Regions from separate parts of the Homo sapiens genome. Here region 1 is linked to region 2. A link is a contact called in ENCODE POLR2A ChIA-PET data. All regions are on one chromosome and are shown on one strand. The core of a region is the stretch at or near the end of the contact, and the rest is flanking DNA. Distances in the headings are between cores, read along the strand shown.

Region 1 (4,478 bases), core at 1,966-4,465, 120 kb before region 2:
TAGTTGGGATTACAGGCACACGCCACCACACCTGGCTAATTTTTGTATTATTAGTAGAGACGGGGTTTTGCCATGTTGCCCAGGCTGGTCTTGAACTGCTGACTTCAGGTGATCCACCCGCCTCAGCCTCCCCAAGTACTGGGATTACAGGCATGAGACACCGCGCCTGGCCTAAATTTTATTTTCTAAGAAATTGATTCAGAAAATCAGACTTTCCAATGATTATTTTAATTAAACTGATAGAATAATAGTTTGGCAGACATATCTATTATCATAGTCCTATTCCATCTGGCTGTCACTTTCAAACTATCTTCATACTTAAGGTAAAGGGTTATTCTATTCATCAAAAACAATAAGCATTCCATAAACATCTGGATTAAATTGTGCTACCTTTGAGGGTTAATAATTAGTGAATAATTCACAATGTTGTGCCTCATTATAATCCACATCAGCCAAGAAAACTCAGTCTGCTGTATGAGGATAGTTAAATTGTCACTAGCAAAGTACTTTTTAAAATTTCAGCAAAATCTGGTTAGGGATTGTGATAACATAGGAAGGGGCTTGGGTTAAGTTTAGCTCTGCCCAAAGGGAAAAAATGATTTAGATGTAGCTTCAGATCAGCAAGGCCAGCAGGTGCTTGTCATTCACTCATTCTCTCTCTCTCTCTCTCTCTCTCTCTCTCTCACACACACACACACACACACACACACACACACACGATTTAGATGAATAAATGAACAAAATTGCAAGGGGCATATTAATTACAGTGGAACCACATAATCTATGTATTTAACTTATTTAATGATTTAAGTTTAAAAAAGAAATAATTTAAATGATACAGATGATATCCATCATCCCATTTTATGAGTATATGCCTTAGAACAAACTTGAGACAACTCTCCGATTCTTTCAGTTAGTCCCTGTTTGTGCATCTCTCACTGTGTAAGCACAGCTCTCTAAAATGAGGACCATGAGCAAGCAGGCTAGTGTAGTAGTTAGCTGCACAGAGCTCACCAGCTGTGTGGCCACGGACAAATTACTTAAAATTTCTGTGTTTCAGTTTTCTTACTTCTAAAATGGAGATAAAAATAATAGTTTCTGTCTCATGGGTTTAGGGGAGATTAAATGAATATATGCAAAACACTTAGAACAATACCTGGCAGATAGTTTTATAAGTGTTACAGAAGAATCTGGTATTATTATTACCATTTCCCTAGTGTTTAATTATTCACACAACACAGCCCTTAAACGCAAACAAAGTATTTCATCTGGTGCTCAACTTAAAAAACAACATTATATTCCAAAGATGGAGAAAAAAAGCCAATTGTGTCAGTCCTCCTAAAAGCTGTATGTTGGTCTCTAAAATTTGACTTCCAAAGGGACTTATAAGAATTAATCTTATTGTACATGATTTTGGTCTAAAACCCTAGACCAGTGTTAGGGTCTAACACCCCCAGCCAGTGTTAGTTAACAACCTAACTTTAGAACTTAAAATCCCATGTAAAACACAACAAAACTGCACATGACAATAAATTTAAGCTTTTGAAATATTTGTTTCTAAGTCAATCTTTTACATAAGTTCTTAAATACTGTTACTTGTTAACATTTAAATAACATTAAATCACTACATATATTACATGACATGTCTTTCAAAATATGCACTACAGACTTTCTTTACTAATTTAGTATAGGTTAACTAGCTGTCAACACAATTTATGAGTATGGTATTGACTGCATATCTGAATATATTTTTTTATTATGAAATAAATTACATATATACCTAAAGGTTATTATTTAGATTTTACATTCTTATATACAATCTAATTCTATTGCACTTACTGTATTTCTTAATTTTACCACGCATGGTATAATCAGTATTTCTATAAATTTAAAAATAACTGGGGATAATGTAATTTTATTACATGTGATAAATGTCATGCCCAAGTTGGTACACAAGTTATATTCTCATGGCTCATCCTATATATAGTACACTTCAAATAGTGGATATATAATACTACTTGGTTCAAAGGCAAATGTAAAAACATCAAACTTAGCTAATTTTCTTTATTTCAATTACTAAAACAAAAGGCCATGTGAATCTTTCTATGACACCCCTGGAACCTCCACCCTCAATGCAGCAACTAACTATATCCACCTCCAAAGGAATAGGTGGAACACAACAGAAAGGCCACTCTCCTTGGTCTATCAAGTCCTTCCACACCCTCCATCGGACCATCTGATGCTTGTAGGGGCAATCTGGGGCTGGAAACAGTGAATTAAGACTTACTCATAATTTGTAAGACTGTAAGTTTCATAAATACAAAAAAAACCAAAAAACAGTGTGCTTTCTGGCAAAGAGTAGCTAGAAAATAATCTGCCTCCCCCAAATTCCTGTGACCCACAAGAAGCAGGCCAACTCTAATTGTAGTTTGATAGAAAAAATAAAAAATAACCCAACATATGGAAACGACACAAATTAGCTATGAAAAACTATTCCAAAGTTATATATACCATGTAGGATAAACACATTTAGATAATACGTATCTTTCTTGGTAATACACAAGCAAATACATACATGTCTATCACTGTTACTGCTGAAACACTTCACTGAAATAAATGTCAAAAGGAAGAATGATTACAGAGGAGGACCTGAAGTCACTTACTTGTAAATCTGTACTCATCCTCCCGTCTTCTTATTTCTAACTCTAAGAAAGAGGATGAAAATATTACATATTTGTTTACCTTGGGGGAACAAACAATGAGTATCCCACCTCCTGTCCTCTTTCAAATATATTTAAAGGATTTGTTCATTAACATTTTTCAGCTTTTCATATATGCTATATCTTTTCTATATTAAAACAAAACCATGCATAAAGACCGCTGTCCAGTTGCTAATATTCACATTTGTCAAATATATAATTGATATCTATTGTAAGGGTATAATAACATAAGTCTTTAATAAGAGTTTAAGCCCCTCATGCTATAAATATTATAACCATTTGCTCCTCCAGCACTTAGAATAGCTTAAATATCTATTTATTACCGAGGAAAACAAAAAAGTTTTGCTCCATAACTATCAGTGCTATTTGGACCTTATAAAAATGAAGATTTCAGGCCAGGCGCAAGAGTTCACGCCTATTAATCCCAGCACTTTGGGAGGCTGAGGCAGATGGATTGCTTGGGAGACTGAGGTGGGAGGATCACTGGAGCCTGGGAAGTTGAGGCTGCAGTGAGTCGCAATCCAGCCTGGGTGACAGAGAGAGACCTTGTCTTGAAAAAAAGAAAAAGGTTCCAAGTCATCCGTTAGTTATGACTTATACTTTCTAAAAATAACTGATACCATCACATACCTATTTTGCAGTTATGTGATGTAAGTTCAGCAAGTGAACAAGTGTCTTCATTGAAATAAATTATACATTTAGTTGCTACTAAAGGCAATCAAAGATAATGTAGACTTATAAATTTAAGTACTTAGCAGAACTCCTTCACACTGTACAGTGATAACTAAAAGAATCTAAAATGATGGAATATAGGCCTAAATCAGAAATTGGGGCTGTCTGGCCAACAAAACAAAAAATTAAATATTCATATTTACTCTATGCATAATTGTTTTTAATAAATCATTCTATTAATATACATTATTGTCCATAGTAAATTGAGATTATACAGTATACTGTATAATGACTACAGCCATGTGCCACCCCACCTGGCTAATTTTTGTATTTTTAGTAGAGACGGAGTTTCCCATGCTGGCCAGGCAGGTCTCGAACTCCTGACCTCAAGTGATCCCCCCGCCTCGGCCTCCAAACGTGCTGGGATTACCGGCATAAGCCACCATGCCAGGCCTAAGAAATAATATTTACCTTAACTGTAAGTTAATGTATTCTGTTATTTTCTATTCATATCTATCAAATTTTTAAAAAATGCTGTTGGCAAATGATTTCATAACACACTAATGGGGAATAACCTGCACTTTGAAAAATGCCACACTATATAAAAAACATTTTAAGAAGAAAGTGAGGAGTTACAAATAAAGATTACTTTTAAGCATAGCAATCTCTATTTAGGTCAATTATCAAAAACGCTACCTCTTGGTGTTAATGATGTCTGCTTCTCAACCTCTGCTTGCTGTCTCAGATTAGCTGGGATATTATTATATATTCTCTTATAATGATTGTACACAGCAACTGAAAGCACCTTCTTAGCAAATGACTGGCCAACAACATACTTGTCGAGGTAGTTATAAATCTGAAAAATGATTAGGTATGAATAATTTAATATGAGCTATTATAAGAGCACACACATTAAAAAGTTATTTACTAAGCATATTTGCTTACAGTTTTAAATCTGAACAAAGACTCTCATTAAAAACAAAATGACAATACATTATATAGCAATGATTCAGAGGCCCTGAACACTAAATGAACAAAAACACAATTCATTTGTTCTCTAGCTTAACAAAGTATCACTGTACTCTA
Region 2 (4,344 bases), core at 1,496-3,995:
ATACCTCCTTTAATCTATCAATGTGGTTCGTGCCATTAACTGATTGCCTAATATTGAACTAATTTTGCATTCCTGGGATGAACCCAACCTGGTCATAAGGAATTACCCTTTTTTATACATTGCTAGCTTTAAGATCCTAATACCTTGAAGATAATTTTTGCATTCATACTCATGACATTGGCCTATAATTTTCTTTCCTCTTTTTTTTTTTTTTTTTTTTTTTTTGAGACAGTCTTGCTCTGTTGCCCAGGCTGGAGTGCAGTGGGGCGATCTCGGCTCACTGCTACCTCTGCCTCCCAGGTCCCAGTTCAAGCAATTCTCCTGCCTCAGCCTCCTGAGTAGCTGGGATTACCAGCATGCACCACCATAATGGTGAGACAGGGTTTTACCATATTGTCCAGGCTGGTCTTGAACTCCTGACCTCGTGATCCACCCGCCTCAGCCTCCCAAAGTGCTGGGATTACAGGTGTGAGCCACCGCACTCGGCCTATAATTTTCTTTTTTTGTATCACCCTTATCAGATTTAGGGTCAAGGTTATGCTAGCCTCTTTTTTAATACTCTGTGTAAAACTGGGAATTACTTATTCCCTCAGTGATTGCTACAACTCACCAATGACACCAGCTACGTCCAGAGTTTTCTTTGAGGGAAAATCCTTGACTACTAATCCAACGTCTTTTTTTTTTTTTTTTTTTTTTTTGAGAGAGAGACTTGCTGTGTTGCCCAGGCTGGAGGGCAGTGGTGTGATTACAGCTCATTGCAGCCTCGACCTCTTGGACTCAAGCCATCCTCCCGCCTCAGCCTCCCAAGTAGCTGGGACTACAGGCGTGCATCACCACACTCAGCTAATTTAAAGAAATCTTTTTTGCCTAGGCTGGTCTCAAACGATCCTCTTGCCTTGCCTTCCCAAAGTCCTTGGGATTACAGGCATGAGCCACTCAGCCTTTTTCTTCTTTTTCTACAATAGTCTAGAAAAGTTCGCCCAATAACCTGGCACCCTCCAGGTTTTTTTTTTTTTTTTAATGGAGTTTCATTCTTGTTGCCCAGGCTGGACTGCAATGGCGCAATCTCGGCTCACCACAACGTCCGCCTCCCGGGTTCAAGCGATTCTCCTGTCTCAGCTTCCAGAGTAGCTGGGATTACAGGCATGCGCCACCACGCCCGGCTAACTTTTTGTATTTTTAATAGAGACGGGATTTCTCCATGTTGGTCAGGTTGGTCTTGAACTCCCAACCTCAGGTAATCTGCCCGCCTTGGCCTCCCAAAGTGCTGGGATTACAAGCATGAGCCACCGAGCCTGGCCCCTCCAAGTTTTTAACAGTGAAGAATGTTACTTGTGCAAGTCAGAATCTGATACCAATTAAATGGTGACAGCTTTGCTGGTAAACAAGAATATGCTCTTCCATGGCAAGGAAGGGAGACTGCCACACTTGACAGGTCCCAAAGATACATGGAGTTCAGTGTCTTTAATGAATATCAGCTATTGGCGATTTCAATTTTCTGCTTTTTATTGAATCGATTTTGGTAAGTTATATTTTTCTAGGCAATTCCAAACATTTGGATTATAAGGATAACTGATATCTTGAATGCTGACCCAGAGGTGAACTCTGCAAAAAAAGTGCCTGGTGAATCAGAGAAATAACAGCTTACATATGTACTGGATGTTACAGTTTATAAAAGTACTGCCCATAGATCACCTCATCTGAAGACCAATGTCTGGGCGGCTTTGGTGACTTTTTGGTGTCTAATTATTTGCAAAAGGATGGATAACTTTCTAGCTAAGCAAAACAGCTGATTCACATCAACCCTATTCCTGGCCAGGCTAGAAAATCTGTGGAGGACTATGCAACTATTCCTCACTTCAGTCCTCGGAGTCATTTGTCATTGACAGGAGAGAAGCAGCCACCAAGTGCCTTGGGAGTGAGCGTTGACATGAGGGTGTTAGCAGTGTTCTTAGCTCATGGAAACCTTCCCCAAGGCAAGGCAAGACCAAGCTGGGAATGGAAAGTCTGGCGGCTGTCATGTTTACTAATGCGGATGGAACTGCCTCTACCTGTGGTTCCACAGGGCACTTGGTCCAGGACGCAGTGGGCAGCGCCAGGACAAAGCACACTCACCAGGGCTTCAAAGTCCTTACAGTCGCCGCGGGCGTAGGACGCGGGGAAGGGCCGCAGCACCGAGTCGCGCTTGTAGCTCTGCAGGGCCGAGGCGAAGAGGCTGCACCGGAGGTCGGCGGCCAGCATGTCGCGGCCCGCCGCCTCCCTGGCGGCCGCCCAGCCTGAGGGCTGCATCCCAGGTCACTGCGCGTTGCCGGGGTAGACGCGCTGGTTAGGGGCAAGGGCGAGCGTGCGTTCAGCGCGGGGGCTGGGCCCGCGGACAATGGGCCGTCAGGGGCCGGGTTCCCAAGCCTGGGGTGGAGCTAGGCAGGGGGCTGAGATGACAGGGGTGAGAACGTGCCGACAAGTGTCCTCTGCCGGGGTCTGGGCCGCGGCTCGCCGCCGAAGAGAGAGACCGAGGCCTGGACCGCGGGTCGGCGGGGAGGTTGGGCCCAGGGATAAAGGAACTGGGGCTGGTGGGGGGGAGGGGTTCCCGGCCTAGGGGAAGGGCTATGACAATGGAATGACAACCGCGGGAACGTGCTGACACGTGTCCTCCGCGGAGGCCTGGGGCGGGAAGCAGCCCCCGGGGGACGGCGGGCAGAGCCCACTCTCCGCGACGGGCGAGGCTGCTGCGCCGCGCGCGCCTTCCTGCCCCGCCTCCCGCCGCGCCGCCGAAGTCCCGCCTCTCGCCAAGCTGCCCGCGGCGCCACCTGTCTTCCGCCTGCAGCTCACGTCCGCTTGCCTTGCCCGGCCTACCTCCCCTCCCGCCGCCGCGCTCCGCCCGGCCCAGCCGAGGGCCCGCCCCTTCGCGCCCCAGCCAGCTCCACCGTACGGGTTGTGCCCGCCCCTCCCAGACCCCGATCACCCGCAGCTACGAGAGTTGCCGCCGCCAGTGTGTGCCGGGCGACGTCGCCCACGCCCCTGCCAGCCATCCTCACAGCAGCAGCAGCCCTGGTAGAAATTGATGTGGGCACCCTCTCGACCCGCCCCTGTACTTGTCTTTGTCCCAGCTCTGCGGACTGAGCCTACCTCTCTTCCTTGGGGTATTAATGCTACCTATTGTCTCTCTTGAATCTTTTCCCTCCAAAACTGCACAGAAGGAGCCATTTAACACCCAGGGAAACTGAGGCTTAGAGTGCTGCAATGCTTGCCCAAGATCCCACAGCCAGATGGGTAAATCTAGGATTCACACCGAGATCTTTGGAAAACCAAAAGACTTTTCCTCTGCTTTTCAGCCTCCAGAATTCTCTGAATTGCTTAAGTCTCTGGCCTCAAATGCCCCAAGATCCTCCTTGGGAGACCTCTCTGACAGGGAGCTTGGGGGAGAGCAGAGGGGCATTGACTTAACTCTGCTGGAGGGTAAGGACTAGACTCCCATCCCCTCTCCCTACTCAGAACCTTCATTAGAGAAAACCCCAAAGTGTGACCTCATGGTCACATGCAAATCTAAACACAGACCATTGTGCTTAAACCAACACACCGCACACACTCCTACCCTGCAGGATCTTCTGAGGAAGAAACTTCTCCTTCTGCATCCAGGCTGTGCTGGGCCCTGGACTCAGAGGAGAGGTGGTCCCATGCCATTGGATTGCATCTATGACTTCGGGAGGTAGGGCGAAGACTGGTCCCCCAGACACCACAGAGCTTCCCATCTTCTTTTGCCAGGTAAAGGTTGGGGGCTGCTCCCAGGAGCCCACATCAAATCTGTTTGCTCTGAGGCCTAGAACCACAAGGCCCCTAGTGCTTCAAAAGCCATGGGGGTTCTCATAGGACCCAGGAACTCTAAGGTGGCTTCTGAAGCTCAGACCCCAGGAAGGGAGAGCTTGGAGTGGGTCAGGAGACCAGGGAACCATCTCTCATTCCACCTCTTCTTCATTGCAGGCCCTTAGACAAAAGCCACCCTCTGATACCTCCTTGGCCTCAAGAATTGTTTGTTGGGTGGATATATAAAATTTGCTTATCTGAAGATATTTGTCACATATGATATGAGAATCATAGTGATAATATTCACATCACAGGGTGGTGTGGAAGGGCCTCTGATGGCCAGCATTCTCATGACTTAGCTCATGCAGAATATTAGAATTCTTTTTAATTCTTGTCAATTCCATAGACACAAAGTTGAATTTCATTATAGTTTTAATTTGCATTTACTTGATAGTGAAACTGAATGTTCTTATGTTTACTTTATTCTTCTAGATTTTATCAGAATTTGCTAAGGTGGTCTCAGAACCACATTTCTTGTGGAGG

The links. ChIA-PET counts read pairs that join two places held with the same protein, here RNA polymerase II (POLR2A).
Region 1: POLR2A ChIA-PET joins it to region 2 with 18 read pairs in activated T-cell. The contact joins the enhancer-like site here to the promoter of PARP16 in region 2. POLR2A ChIA-PET finds 5 or more read pairs at or near these places in 14 of 52 experiments (A549, B cell, Caco-2 and 10 more).

The regions. Positions count from the first base shown.
Region 1 is chr15:65,159,941-65,164,418 of GRCh38, forward strand. CLPX (caseinolytic mitochondrial matrix peptidase chaperone subunit X) reads right to left here. Exons shown (of 14, transcript NM_006660.5): 5 at 4,089-4,248; 6 at 2,664-2,705. Among named protein-coding and RNA genes, the nearest start is that of CLPX, 23 kb to the right of the region's middle. Within about 2 kb of position 3,216, at least 2 of the 41 ENCODE cell types and tissues checked have a DNase peak (open chromatin) inside an H3K27ac peak, as active enhancers do.
Region 2 is chr15:65,284,138-65,288,481 of GRCh38, forward strand. PARP16 (poly(ADP-ribose) polymerase family member 16) reads right to left here and starts at 2,746. Exons shown (of 6, transcript NM_001316943.2): 1 at 2,116-2,746. The coding sequence starts at 2,289. It overlaps SNORA24B (small nucleolar RNA, H/ACA box 24B), which reads right to left and starts at 1,454; the gene lies at 1,324-1,454. RefSeq lists a silencer at 2,431-2,990 and an enhancer at 3,141-3,190.